Linked DNA regions of Homo sapiens: region 1 is linked to region 2. A link is an interaction called in ENCODE POLR2A ChIA-PET data of the cell type or tissue named here. Cell type or tissue: PC-9. All regions are shown on one strand.

Region 1 (8,000 bases), 500 kb before region 2:
TGATAGGTGCTGTTAGTGACTCCTTTGAATCTGGACTTCTCTGTATGTCTCATATAATAAAAAATAAAATTGGCTTTTATTTTTTTAAATTTGGAAGGTAACTAAGGGCTGAAAATTATACTTCTTAGAAGTATAGCTAAAACCTGAAGAAAAACTTCCAAGCTCTCCTTCAAAACTGCTCAGGTATTATGGAAAGAACATTTGGATTTGAGTTTAAAGATGTGAGTGAAATCAGGATCCAAATATGCAATTGTTAACTATAAGAAGATGGCTAGATTTCTTTCTATATGTGAAAACCCCTATTAGTTAATTCCTTGCCCCTACAGCATGCCACTAATACTCACCATAGACACTTCTTTCTTCAAAGTAAAACTCTGTTTTTGTTCAGGTAGACAATGTGTTAAGCCCAAAAGACGTATCATAATTGGTCTAAGAAAGTCATGACTAGCATACTCACCCTTTCCAGAAATTCTCTTTTTAGCCTCTCTTGCAGCTACGGATGAGCATGTGACCCAATTTTGATCAATGGAATATTAGCAGAAAATCGATGAAAGATTTCTAGAAATTTTTCCTTCCACATAAAAGGAGAGAGCTACCCTAGACAATTTCCTTCTGGCATCCCTTCTTTCCTTTTTTCTACTTTGAGTAGAGAAGCTATCTAAACCTATGACAACCATCTTGCTGCCAGCGGGTGAAAAACAAGAGGACGAACACTCACTGACAATGGCAGAGCAAGCAAACAGAATGATTGTGGGTCACCACAGAACCCCTGTGCCATCTCCACGCTGATTTCATCCAGGTATCTTGTTTTCTATGATAACTTAATATTTTTTCTTTGCTTATGGCATGGTGAATAGGGGTTTCTGTTACATGTATCTAATATTTGGGTTTCTTAGTTCAGAGGAAGTACCTAGTGAATTGGTTGTAATTTAATAAATTCTTATAAATTGTTTGTTTAAAAATATGTACTTTCTGCCAGGTAACTAAGCCTACATTTTAAAAAAATTGCTAGTTTTTGGATTTTTTTGGCATATTAGTATTTTCATTTGTATTATGTACAGTGGTTATTTGTTGATGTGACTACTTCATGATAATTCCTCAAGAACATTTCTGAACATTGCCCTCAAGGTCCATAACTTTGTGGAAAAATAGCTCATAAGGAAATTGCTTTTTAAAATTAATAGATATGGTAGAAACAAATACAAGAAATCCAATGCTTTCTAGGTACAGCAGTGGGAACAACATAGGAGTGGATTAAAAGTATTGCGATCTGATCCATTTGAGAGTTGGGGTAAATTTGTAAGGAGATTTGTGTGTGTGTGTGTGTGTGTTTTTGTATGGGACTCTTACTACATATTATATAGGTTTTAATGGTAGGAAAATAATAGTTCAGTGAAAAAAACTCTGTGTATCCAGAGTTCTGTTTATATGAGATGGTAAAATCTGATTAAGTTTTCCACTAAAATAGATATTAACAACAATTTCTAATCTGAGTAATTCTATTTTCAGTTTTCCTTGTGAATTTCTGGATTTAAATTATTTTTCTGCAAAATCACCATCATAAGTTTTCCACGTTTTTCTTCAAAATATGTGTAACAAAATAAAGATCCTGAAATATACCATCTACAGCCTAAGAACACCAAAATCACATAGAAGAGTAAAGCCCAGGTACATAGACCCTGCGTGATCTCCCATCTACAAATCCATGCTCCACTTTTTTCAGTACCTCCAAAGTCTCCTGTCTGGTACTTTCACATTCTATAAGGCATAATTCAATTTTTTTCATCACCCAAAGTGACGATTGCTTTGAAGTCTTTCTCCATCTTGTCATCATGTCTACATTTTTCTACAGTAATTAAAACTAACATTGTGTAGAATTATATTATCCATTTTAACTTTCCTAGCGAACTATGAGTTTCCTGAGAACAAGGCCAATTTTTCCTTCTCGCCTTCCCCCAATTCCTAGTTCGCTGTTTTTTATGTTCCTTGAGGGCAGCATCACTTTTACTGACCACAAAATGTGTGAAATAATGTTTTATATAAGCTATCACAAAAAATTAACCTTTATCTTACTTTGATTTAACACTTGGGGTGCAAGGAATGGAGAGTTAGCTCCTTTCTATTTTAAGATCACCACGTTCTCTTGAAAAGGCAAAGGGAATAAACGTGATAGGCAAGATAAAATACAGTAGTGAAAATGTCCCCCTCTCCTTATAGTCCACATCACATATCCATTGAATGTGTGACCTAGTACTAGAAAACCAGAAAGGCAAGGCAGTGGACACAGAAGAAGCCATCAGAGGGAGTAAACCGGATTTCCAAGAAAGTGTGCATGTGCGTGGGTTTTAGATGCACAGAGGTGTGTGTAAAAGAGTAAACCTGTGTGACAGCTGCATTAAAGATAAAGATCTTGAGGAGTTTAGCAAAAGAAAAAAAGATAAGGTTATAGAGCAGTCATAGATGCAAGTGATCAATTTCTACTTAGAGTGTGGGAAGAATTTAAAAGTGGCTTTCAAGAAGATATGGTGCAGGCAATACACTTCTCCTTTTATAATTTTTCAAGAGACTTAGCTGCCTTAGTTTATTTGAACTGCTATAACAAAAATGCCATAAAATGGGTGGCTTATAAGCAACAGAAACTTATTTCTCACAACCTAGAGGCTGGGAATTCCAAGATCAAGGTGCCAGCAGATGTTGTCTGCTGAGAGACATCTTCCAATTCATAGATGTCATCTTCTATGTCCTCACATGTTGGAAAGGGTCATTTAGCTTTCTGTGTCCCTTTTATAAGGGCACTAATCTCATTCATGACAGCTCCACTGCCGTGACTTAATCACCTGCCAAAGGCCCACCTTTTAACACTATCATATAGGAGACTAGATTTAAATGTATGGATTCTGGGTATCACAAATATTCAGGTTATAGCACTGAGGTAATGATTTAAATTCCTTTTCAATAACTTTTGGCTGTAAGGCTGGTGTTTTTTTGATTATGACTTAATGTGTGAAGCTGGCTTTAATGTTCAACCCAGCTTTATTTGGAATCCACAAAGATAAAGTATAAGACGGTAATGGATTATGCAAGGTCAGCATTTTGAGGGGCCACTTGGCCTCATGCAGTTGTAAAATACTTCAACTGATGTATAGCTATAGCGAAGGGTTCTTGTTACAAATTTGTTAAGTGACAGCACTGCTTGCAAAAAGAATCAGTTCTATAAACATAGAAAGAAATAAGCACATCATGCTTATTTTAGGGTATAATATTATTAGTTAAATGCTGTAAAAACTAAAATGATTGTTAAATTGAATTAATAAAAGATTCAATGAAGCTTAAAAATGACTTTCTGTCCTGATTTTGACACAACCCTGTGTTCTAGAAAATAATTCACTTCTCTAGGTTTCAGTCTCTTCATCTTAACTTATATATTAAATATAACTAAATATAATAAATGAAACCAAATATATTCAAATATTTAGTAATAAATATTTAGTAATAAATTTCGTTAGCACTTAAAGTCAGTTTCCTTTCAGGGCTACAATTTTATAATTGGATAAGTGAATCGATAACTGAAAATAGGAGAAAATAGTTCAAGAGTAAAAATATTCTCTCAGATGCCATGTATCTTCCATCTTATGTATACCAAAATGCTGCTAAAGTACAATGAATATTTGTAGCATCTATGTGAATTAACCAAGTTAGCCAAACTTTAGGTACTGTGGTTAGTTAGAATATGTAAATTTCAAATAGCAAAATAAAAAAATAGTTTTCTGTTCACAGAGAGCAACAAAAAATAGGTGCGATATGCACATATAAAAAAGCTTTTTTTTTTTTAAATCAGCAGATGGACCCCTATATTTTAGAACATATCCACAATGGGATGTGTATATGTTTTTAGCAAGATGTGAAGCAATGCACAAGAGTATAAGTTACCAAATGTGTATTATACTACGGTATACTCTTTAGCACCTTCTAGTTTTTAAAAAGTCCCTTAATAAGAACCTGTGATATGCTATTACTGTAAGTAAATTGATTTCAAGGGAGTAAGTAGTTCAGTAGACTCCATAGTTTATAGTTCCCTAATAATCATTAAGTACTTAAAATATCTGGTATAGTTTACATAAACAACCATTTAACCTAAGTGTGTGCATGTGTGTATCCTTTAATTTTTTTCATTATATTTAAGAAGAAATCAATATCTAAAATGACCATACAGATGGGTCATATTTAACCAATGACTTAAATATTCTGAGAGTACCCATAGGGTTATATAGGCCTGAGTTAATTACTACCTCTGGCCTTAAACTGTACTCCAGTGGCTTCTAAGTTTATTCAGGTCCCAAATTTTCCCTTTTTGAAGTAAGAAAATACCTTTTTCAACATGTATTTTTTTGAACTGGAAAGGAGTTTAGTTAATGCTAACATTTAATGTTTAATATATGCAATGCTACATCTTCAACCATGTATAATGTGATTATTTTTACAAGGAGATTAGAAAACCCCTAGGTTTATTGCTAAATTGCTGAGGATAGCATTTTTGGATTAAAATCCAACCCCAAAAAACAAAAGACATTACTATGTCAAGATCGCTCAGGATCCGATATGAAATTAGTTTGTAGTTCCATTCAATTCCTGGTGAATAGTCCTATATGTCAACAATTGTGAAAACCAAGGTGACATTAACTGGAATTCAGTGTGGGTGCCAGGTCTTAGTCCACTTAACTATTTTTTGTGTTCCAGACTTATTCCTTCTAAACCCAAATAAATAACATTTGTATTATACTGACATCCTCTTTTGCAGAAGTTCACAGAGTTCTACAGACTTCTTTTATTTAGTTTTATGCAGAGGATATATAAATGATATTAAGGGAGAAATTTATCAGTTTTGTGGGATATTGATGGGCCAATCAAAGAATCCAGCCTCCTTGTTCTCAGTCACACTAAGACTCGGTAACAGTGTTTACCCAGATAACAATCTCTTCATTTTTACAGATGAAGGCAGAAAAGGAGTTTAAAGTAAACCAAAGCAGAAGTAGAATGTCCTGAGTACATTCATGTTAATCCAGGGAGCAAGGTAAAGCTGTCACTTTCATTATTCACATGACCACGAAAATAAATTGTATTTTTTTTTTTTTACAAATTCTATTCTTCCAATGTGATATTAATTATAACTATAGGCATTTACCTTTATGGTGAATCTATTTGTTCCACTAAATGATCCATAGGCCTCCTACTATGATGGAGACAAAAAGATCTTGAATACAAAATTCAATCTAATTATTGGCTATGAAACTAAATGTTTATATTATCTCATTTACACATAAGTTTGTCAGCTCTACATTACCTATTCCACAGAGGCCTTACAAAGTCATGGAAGATAGCAGATGTAAACTTCTATTTTATTTATTTATTAAACTTGTATTTTAAATTCAGAAGGTGCATGTGTGCATTTGTTACCTGGTATATTGCATAATGATGAAGTTTGGGGTATGCATGACCCCATCACCCAGGTACTGAGCATAGTACCTAATAGTTTTTTAACCCTTTCTCCTCTCCCTTTCTCCCCTCTAGAAGTCCCCAGTTTCTATTGTTGACATCTTCATGACCATGAGTACTTAATGTTTAGTTCCAAAATCTGATGGAGTGACTTTATAATCGCTGATCCTTATAAGTGTCTATTTGTATATTTAGACAGTCCACTGGACTATCACAGTCTACAGTTTGCTGTAATTATCATTGCAAAAAAAAAACCCCGGTTTACCAACAGTCCTGCTGTATTTATTTTGCCTGGTACACAACTGGGATTCCTAATACTTGCAACTCCTCTATTAGAATGTAAGCACTTTGAGGGATGATTCTTTATGCATAACATCAAAAATTACCTATTTCATAAGAAAACCTTCACACATATATGGTGAAAACAATAATCGTTGAAAACTGGATTTCCTTGTAAAGCCTTTCTTTCTTACTTTTAAAATAATATAGGTCCATGATTCTTTAGTCAAATGCTCTTGACCTATTTCAAATATGAGAAAGGAAATTACATGTATTTGTATTTATAAAGAAAGCATTGCATTTAATTTTATGATATAATACATGTGCAAAAAAAAGAAGCAACAGTTTACTTTTGTGTACTATTTGGAATAGCAATTAAATTTTTTAGCAATTAAAATTTTAAGGTAGATTACTTGACTTTAAAATTATTTAGAAAATCATATATGGTGCTTTTCAATTGAAAGACATGAAATGTACAGCTAAATAGATCTCCACATTTTAAAACTTAAGTGAGCTAGTATGTATTTTGAAGGACAGCAAAATGATTTAATGTCAGCATACACAGAGCTATCTACTGAAAAAATATGCTACCACAAAAATAAGAAAGTACATTTTAAAACCATGTAATTGCCATCAAACTAAGAAGTTAGAAGTTACTTGTTTAAAGTTGAATCTAGCTCGATATAAAGAGTCTATATTCCAATTCTGAAGCACTCATTTTTTTAAATATGGCATTCAGAATAAGTAAGACATGGTGTACACATGTAAATAATGTATCGACAACAGATTGAGTTTTTATAGGTCTTGGCTCCCTTTACAATCGTGTCATGAGAATAAATCACATGATGTCACTTTTGCTTCTTACAAGTCTCCTCTGAAAATGAAGCATCAAAGTCTAATATTCTTTCTTGTATAAATGCTCTCACTTTTTAATGTTTTGAAGAACAAGAATAAGCTAGAGAAAATCCAGCTGTCTTTTACAGACCTCTAATAATGCCAGGAAATGAAGAGTGTGTGGTTATTTTTCAGCCCATATTCCTCTACCACACAGCACCACACTAACAGTTACCTGCTAAAAGGTGAAGGAAGAAAGAAATTTGCTGGAGATTGGATCCAGAAAATATGTTTTCAACAAAAATTTCCAGTGCTTTGGGGGACATTATCAAGAGTGCCAAATACATTTAGACATTACTGAATCTTAAATCTTTGTTGATGCTTTTAAATAAAATAAATTCATTTATAAATATTCAAAAATGTTTACAATACTTCAAAGTGTAATGTTGCATTAAAAATATATATTTGAATTGCTAAGTCTGTGCTGTAGTTTCAGAAATTACTTAGAAGTAGATATTACTGGAAACTGTCTGCTTTGGAGATTTTTTAAATGGCTCTTTAATTCGTTTTCGAATTAGAGAACATGTTTTACTATCCATAAAAATACCCAAATGTGTACCCATTTTCAATTTTAGGACTTCATTGCAAAACAAAATATAGAATAAATAAAATCTGAATTCTACATTTTAAGAAGTCTGATTTCATTGTATGTAACAGAAACAAAGGTAATAAAATAAATGAAATTGCTCTTTACATTATTATCATTCAGAACAGTAGAGCCAGAATAAATAGATGCATAACATATTGAGATAAAATGTAAATTCAATCTTAAACTTAAAGTTAACCTTAATTGACTTGATGCCTCACGTTATTCTGAGAAATCTCAATGGACTAAGCCATGGATAAATGAGAAATCAAAGCAGAAATGTTTTCTAAGCAACACTACTGATCATTTTCAAAAGACACAATTTCAAAATTAGATAATTCACTTTTGTTAATTTGAGGAGTTGTTCCTAAATTAGAACTCAATTTTCTCCTCTGCACATACAGCATTGACTCTTGACAGTATCAATGATTCTTCAATAAATGGACAGGCAACTAACTCTCAGGCAATAACTTGGTGCATTTCTGCCTGAAAACATTATTCATATAGAATAAAAATGAGAATGGCACAAGTTGATATCCAGTACATAATGTACACTTCATCTAATCTTCTGTCATATTTCACATCTGTAATGCTGGGAAAACTCATTATTCAACAGCAATGCATGTGTAAAACCAAATTAAACGTGATTCCTTGATCTTACTGAGATATTTCAATATACATTCTTCCCTTGGTGGCCACTGTCCCAGTGGGCTTTACCTTCAAAGAGTTTATAATCTAATTGCAACAG
Region 2 (8,000 bases):
TGTGTTGGACATTTAATTCCCAATGCAACGGTGTCAAGAGGTGAGACCGTTAGCAGGTAATTAGATAATGAGATGATCTGTCCTCATCAATGGATTAATGATATTATCATGGGAGTTGGTTACTTATCATGCGAGTAAGTTCCTAATAAAAGGGTGAGTTCAGATCTCTTCCTCTTTGCTCCTGCACTCTCTTGCCCTTCTGCCTTTCAACATGGAATAATCAGCATGAAGACCCTCACCAGATGCAGGCAAGCTGACACTGGATTTCCTGGGTTCCAAAACTGTGAAAAATACATTCTTTCCTTTATAAATTACCCAGTCTATTGTAGTCTGTTATAACAACACTAAATGGACTGATATTTTCTTAACCTCAAAAAGGGTCAGATCTGAGGACATTAGCTGACAGGGTGAGGATACATGCACCGGAAGATTTTTTAAAATGAGTGTTTGAGGATTTTATTATCTCACCAATCCAACAAATTCTGGAACCTCCTTCCCAGTACTCTTGTTACATGAAGGCTTAACGTTCTTACTGTTTAAGCAATTTTGAGTTGGGTGTGGTGCTACCTTAGCTGAAAAGGTTCTAATTAATATTTTCCTGCATTGAAAAGCCATGTGTATTTCTTACCTGTTTTCACTTTAGAGCCAAGGTCGTGGAACTTTGAGAAGAAATGTTGAATCCCTGCCCTCAGAGAGACCACACTTTCCTCCAAATAACTGTTGTTGAGGCTGCTAAAGAGCACATTCTGAAAGAATATGGACATTCTTAGGTAATAAATTTGAAATCAGGAATTCCCATCAAACTTTGTTAACTATACAGTTATTTTTAAATGTTACAGAGTGACTACTGTTGAATTAATTAGACTAAATTTGTATAACTGTATAGAAGGTGTAGAATTATCTTTATATATACATAGTATTATACATTTTTTGTCTTACAAACACTATAGACTAATCTATAATCTGTGTCAATATTATGCATGTAGTGAGATTTAGAATCTAGAAGCTTCACCAATTTTTCAGAGAGCAACTCAGAAACTACAAACTTTCTTGTTAGAACAGATGGGTTTTTTAAATTGATGTTGTAGTGCATAATTCTACCTCTGTTGAATCATTTTAACAAGAAAGTGTTTTAAATGTTCCACCAGTTGGCTGGTCAAATTAATATCAGGCACCAGTTAAGATATACATCACAAGCATAAATCTATCTAGTGACCCATGAGCAAGTAAAACTATATCTGCAAAAGAGTCTTTCTAGAAGAGAAGGTCACAAATATATCTTAGAAAGTAATATGAAAATGAAAGTTTCATATTGGTTTCAATTTCCAGCCAGTGATAATTATAATATGACACAGGTCTATCTTAAATATAGTCATCTGAATATTTGAAACAAATAACAAAAGAACGAAAGCAATTAAATTCTCGAATTTTAGTGTTCAAAATGTCCTGAAGGAAAATGTACTGTCTCAATACTAGATTTAAACTAGGTTAAATAAGTGGATTGGCTGGGCGTGGTGGCTCATGCCTGTAATCCCAGCACTTTGGGAGGCCAAGGAGGGTAGATCAAAAGGTCAGGAGTTCAAAAACAGCCAATATGCTAACACCCCATCTCTACTAAAAATACAAAAGAATTAGCCGGGCATGGTGGCATGCACCTGTAGTCCCAGCTATTCTTGAGGCTGAGGCAGAAGAATCGCTTAAACCCAAGAGATGGAGGTTGCAGTGAGCCGAGATCATGCCACTGTACTCCAGTCTGGACAACAGAGCTAGACTCCATCTAAAAATAATAATCATCATTATAATCATAAGTGGATTGATGACATTTTCTAGTCACATATTTGTTGTTCATTGGTTTAATAGTGTACAAACATATTTAGAACATTATAAGTATTACCCCTCATCAGCAGCCAAAAAGTTTTACATCCAAATAATTTTAGTAAAGAACAATGTAGTTTATTCATTTAATTCCAATGTAGCTCATATCTTTTTGGTGCTTTTATTTTTAGTTGACATGTAATAATTGTGCATATTTATGGGATACAGAGTGATATTTTGATACATGTAGAAAATGTATAGTGATCAAATCAGAGTAATTAGCATGTCTACCACCTCAAACATGTATTCTTTCTTTTAGCTTTTCAAAAATATACAGTAGATTATTGTTAACCATATTTACCCTACGTTACCATAGAAAACTAGAACTCATTTCTCCTATGTAGCTGTCATTTTGTATCCATTAACCAACTTCTACCTATCCTCCTCTCCGCTATCCTTCTGATCTTTTAATAATCACAATTCTACTCTCTACTTCTACAGCTCCCTCATGAGTAAGAATATGCAGTATCTATCTTTCTGTGCCTATCCTACTTCATGTAACATAATGTCCTCCAGGCTCATATATGGTGCTGACAGTGACAGGATTATATTCATTTTTATGGCTGAATATTACTCCATTGTATATATAACACATTTCTTTATTAATTATCCGATGGGCATTTAGGTTGATTCCATACCATGGCTAATGTTAATAATGCTGCCATAAATATGAGGTGCAGCTATCTCTTTTACATACTGATTTTTTTTAGTTGAGCATGGTGGTATGCATCTGTAGTCCTAGCAACTTGGGAGGTTGAGGTGGGAGGATCACTTGATCCCAAGAATTCAAGGCTTATGTGAGCTATGATGGCAGTGAGCTATGATGCATTCCAGCCTGGGCAAAAGAGCAAGACCTTGTTTGTAAACAAAAAAAAAAAAAAAACAAAAATAATACACTGATTTCCTTTCCTTTAGATAAATACCCAGTAGTGGGATTGCTGTACCATATGGTAGTTCTAGTTTTACGGGAAACCCCATAATGTTTTTCACAGTGAATACAAAAACTACATGCCCACCAACAATGTATGAGTTCCCTTTTCCCCATACTCTTGCCAGCATTTATTTGTCTATTCAATAACAGCCATTCTAACTGGGTAAGATGATATCTCATTTTTGTTTTGATTTACATTTCTCTGATGATGAGTGATGTCGAGAATATTTTATATATTTGACTATTTGTATGTCTTCTTTGGAGAAATGTCTATTTAGAATCTTCCCATATTTAATCAGTTTCTTTGTGGGTTTTTTGTTTGTTTTTGCACTGTTGTTTGAGTTCCTTGCAAACTTTGGATATTAGTCACTTGTCAGATGAATAGTTTGCAATTTTTTTTCTACTCTACAGGTTGCCTCTTCATTCTGTTGATTGTTTCCTTTACTATGCAGAAGCTTTTCAGTTTGTTATAGTCTCTTTTGTCTATTTTTGTTTTGTTGCTTGTGCTTTTGAAGGGTTACCCATAAAATCTTTGCTTAGACCAATGTTCTGAAGCATTTCCCCTGTTTTCCTTTAGTTGTTTTATAGTTTTGGGTCTTATGTTTAAGTTTTTAATCCATTTTGAGTTGACTTTTATATATATCATGAGAGATAGGGATATACTTTCATTCTTATATATATGAGTATCTATTTCTTTCAGCACTGCTTCAGGGTATACTTTCCTCAATTGTGTTCTTGGTGCCTTTGGAGAAAATCAGTTGGATATAAATACTCGGGTCCCTGTTGGTTCCCTGCTGAAGTCTCGCATTTTCCTTTAGACTTTCTATTCAACATGTGGTCATCTACTCACGGTTTTTGTCTTTCTTTGTGGAAGAGGTGAGTGCGGGGCACGTCTAGTCAGCTGTCTTGCTGATGTCTCCCACTGTAGCTCATTTCAAAGACCATATTATATAAAGGGAGCCTTTTAAGTTAAACTATCCATGATTACTGCTTCCACAGTAATTTTACTAAAATTAAATAAGGATGCGGCACTATTCACAACAGCAAAGACTTGGAACCAACCCAAATGTCCATCAGTGATAGACTGGATTAAGAAAATGTGGCACATATACACCATGGAATACTATGCAGCCATAAAAAGGATGAGTTCATATCCTTTGTGGGACGTGGATGAAGCTGGAAACCATCATTTTCAGCAAACTATTGCAAGGACAAAAAACCAAACACCGCATGTTCTCACTCATAGGTGGGAATTGAACAATGAGAACACTTGGACACAGGAAGGGGAACATCACACACTGGGGCCTGTTGTGGAGTGGGGGAATGGGGGAGGGATAGCATTAGGAGATATACCTAATGTAAATGTGAGTTAATGGGTGCAGCACATCAACATGGCACATGTATACATATGTAACAAACCTGCACGTTGTGCACATGTACCCTAGAACTTAAAGTATAATAAAAATAAAAAATAATAAAATTAATAAATAAATAAAATTAATAAATAAATAAAATTAAATAAGGAACTTTTGAACTTTCAACCCTATCCTATGGGCTAACTAGGAACTTACCAGTAAGTTACAAGTTCTGTTTTATATAAATTGGAAAGAGAAGTAGGGACAATTTGTAGGCTTGGACTCCTCTGGGAATGCTGCTGGTTACCAGTCGGCTGGTGGATCTGTTGGGTTGAAAGTATGAGGAAAAGTATATCACTTCCAAGATTTTCTGCTTATATCCTTATTAATTTCTTCTAACATAATTACTTTATTATAGTGTAATTATTGAAGACTAGTGATCCACCAAGAACCATCATCTCTTTTCAGCAATTTATTCACATAGACTTACATCTTTCTAATTGTGTAACTGATTTTAACAAGTGTACTTTGATATATTTGCTGATGGCTACATGGGCAAACTCAGTGTCAAGTGGTATAGTAATGAATTCATTATACTGATATCTGGGATAAGAAGTAGTCAGTCTAGAGTAGGTCTATGCTGTGGAAACAAGCATCCCCAAAGTTTCCATGGTTTAACAAAACAAAGATTTTTTTTTTCTCCCCAGTACCTATTTTGTTATAGATTTGGGCAAATGTTGATAACAATCAGGGCCCAGCAATGCTGACTGTACTGCTCTTATAGCACTCATCTCAGCAGGAGGACTTGCCTGTTGTCCCCTCAGCAGAGGAGACAGCTGGAGAGTTGTGAACTTGCTTTTTCAAGCTTGGGGTGGGGGTGATATATCACTTATACCCACAGCCCATAGGCCAGAACTCATCACATGGTCCCAGGTAAATAGAAGGGCACAGGGACATGGCAGTGCAGATAGAGCATTTGGCAGTTGCAATTGTCTCTGCCATAGTGGAAGTCTAAAACTGTTCATGATTCATAGTGACAACAACAGCAAAACATTTCTGCTAACATTCCAGAAAAGAGTTGTGAATGGAGAACAGGAGAAACTAACTGAGATATAACCAACTCAGATGTTACCAGTTATCACTTAGCAGATTGAAACTCATTTCATATTGATTTATCATCTTCCACACCTGCAAATAAATTGATTTTTAGATTCAGAGAGTCAAGAAATGTTAAAAAGCCAGATGTTAAGTATAAGTTAATTCTCCATGTGTCTTTATAGACCCCTCTTTTTTCCACTTTTCATTTACACTGCATTAATAGAAAAAAACCATCAAATAAAAGTTCCCTCTATTTTGAAAAGCATATATTTGGTTAATAAGTTTAATAAATCATGACTTTTAAACCCTTAATATAGCTTATAATTATTATGACCCGGCACTATTCTCCACAGGTGAGAAACTTGAGGAGGGCCACCGAGTTTAAATGACTATTATTTCTCTTGCTTGAACTTAAAACACACAGAGGGCTCCATGTCTTCTGAGTTCAATTCCTGTGTTCATATCTTGCTTCCTTTGTCCTGTATTTTGAAAATAGCCCTATATTGTGTTCTGTCTTACCCACTAGACAAAGGGCTTCATAAGATCAAGTGACCTGGATATTTGGTATGTGCTTGATCTGCATTGTAGGGATTACTGCCTTATATAGTCCAAAGGTCTAAGGAAGCACCAGGGATGCATTCACACTTATGTACACACTGATGTCATCAGATCTAGGTTCAATATTTTGGGAAGATACATAATATTCACTACAGAATAAAATCCACACCACAATTCTAATTCCCTAAATAAGATTATTTTCTAGAGCAAATCAGTGATGACAAAAAGAGGGGAAACAGAGGAAGGGAAGAGACAGTTCTAGGCATGATGCTTACACAATATTGTTTAATATTCACAACAGCCATATTTATAAATGAGCTAACCGGCTCAGAGAAGTTCAGTAACTTTCCAAAGTCACTTAAATTTGAGATTTGATCCCACATCTACCTGACTTCAAACTGTGTATTTCCCCAATTCCATAATGACTCAATACAATGAGAATATTTAGTATGTTAGTAAATAAAAATATTGTGAAAAATGGCATGTCCCACTTCCCCATTCCTTTCTCCTTGATGTGTTATTTACTTTTACATCAGGCAGGAATTGAATCCACCATTGCAGCAGTAAGTCCATCAGTTGATTTGCTTTATTAAATAAGATTGTAGTGCATGAGGGTCACTGATCAAATAATTCCCCTAGAGCTGGCCTCTGCAGTTTTCTTCTTTGGCTGGAAAAAGTCAGAGGGCAGAGCTGTCCTCATCCTAGGTAAACACATTTTTGGGAAATCACAGAGTTTAGGAAAATAGTAACCTCTCTTAAATGCATACCCAAATACTCTAAAAAGGAATATGTTCTGGTATTAACAGGAGAGAGGACACCCTTCTTTCTTCTGTGATCTTTTAGCTCCCTTTGCATTCCAGAAAACTCTCTGGGGGTAGTTTATTTCCTGTTTCTTCACTGGATGTCAGAGACATTTCTGATACCACAGACACTTCAAATATTTATTTATGTATTCATTCGCTAAATATATATTTATTGAATAAATATTTATTGGATTTTCAAATGCCAGAAACTTCAGGTATTGTGTACAACTGAGAATATATGTATTCCTCTCTTTCAATTTACAGTCAGGAAAAGGAGGCAGATAAAGACAGCATGAGGGCAGAGGAAAGAGCAGTTATTTCCTCTCCATCTCTTAAAATATGATGAACGAGATGAACAGATTTCAATGTTCCATTAGAATTTGCAACTTGAGGATATTGGGACAAAGATCACATCCAGAATCTTTTATTGGAGCAGTCTGCATTCTCCTTCTGCTCTCCCATCTTGGATTATCCTTGAGGCCAGAGGAGCAAGCCAAACTCTCTGCTCACTACCCACATGATTGCTACCAAGTTTGCATGAAATCTCATGTTTGTGATTCCGTCTAAGTAGCATGTTTTTTCCAGGCAGTAAAACTTGTTACCGATTTGGTGGAATAGGGATGAGACCAAGACAAAAATGTTTTATGTGTATTTTTAGGCTGAATGAGAAGTGGTGAGGTAGAAAGGCAGGCAGAAGGTGGCTTAAATTAAGGAAGACATTTTCTGATTACTGTCTCTGGGTAAAAATTGAATGCACTTCCCATGAGTCAACTATCCCTTTGTTTACCTGGGCACAAGCTGGATGCTCATCCAGCAGGGATGTTGTCAAAGGGTTTCAAGTTTTAGACAGAGAATTAGACTAGATAACTTCTAAGCAGTTATCTATCTTAAAATGCATAGAATTAGAAAATCAAGGAGTCCTAGTACATTACAGATTTAGGAAAACCTTTTCTCACTAGTACAAATGAAATATATTTTATTTAAAATTTGGGAGTGAAAGCATAATGCATTTGAAAGAATGCAGATATATTTCACTGAATTGGGAATCTCAAAGTATACAAAATGCTAAATTAAATATATTCAATAATCAAAATATCGCCTCATATTTTGTGTTGATATTTGCAACTTGATTGAAGCAGGAGCCTGGTTTTAATTGGAAAATTTGACAAACGAACTACGTTTAAAAATGTGGTATTTTTTTGACATTCTTCAATCAAGAGGTAAAATTTATGTCCTCTTCCCTTGAAACTGGGTGGGCCCTTTTGGCAGGCTTGACAAATATAATGTGATCAAAGTAATGTTGTGTGACTTCTGAGGCTAACCAAGAAAAAGCCACACACATTTGGTGTTTTGGGACAACGGGCCTGGTGGCAGCACAAA

The links. Peaks named below come from ENCODE experiments on the same cell type or tissue, not always from the same donor. Only the 100,000 strongest peaks of a DNase experiment are listed, where the experiment ranks them.
Region 1: POLR2A ChIA-PET joins it to region 2 with 10 read pairs; 2 of 35 experiments call an interaction of 5 or more read pairs at or near these places.

Annotation. Positions count from the first base shown.
Region 1 is chr2:142,091,321-142,099,320 of GRCh38, forward strand. All of the region lies in intron 1 of LRP1B (LDL receptor related protein 1B), which reads right to left. Among named protein-coding and RNA genes, the nearest start is that of LRP1B, 36 kb to the right of the region's middle. In PC-9, no CTCF peak of the experiment used is centred here; no DNase peak of the experiment used is centred here.
Region 2 is chr2:142,593,845-142,601,844 of GRCh38, forward strand. No RefSeq gene overlaps it. Among named protein-coding and RNA genes, the nearest start is that of KYNU, 280 kb to the right of the region's middle. In PC-9, no CTCF peak of the experiment used is centred here; DNase peaks (open chromatin) are centred at 2,707 and 3,097; H3K27ac peaks cover 971 bases.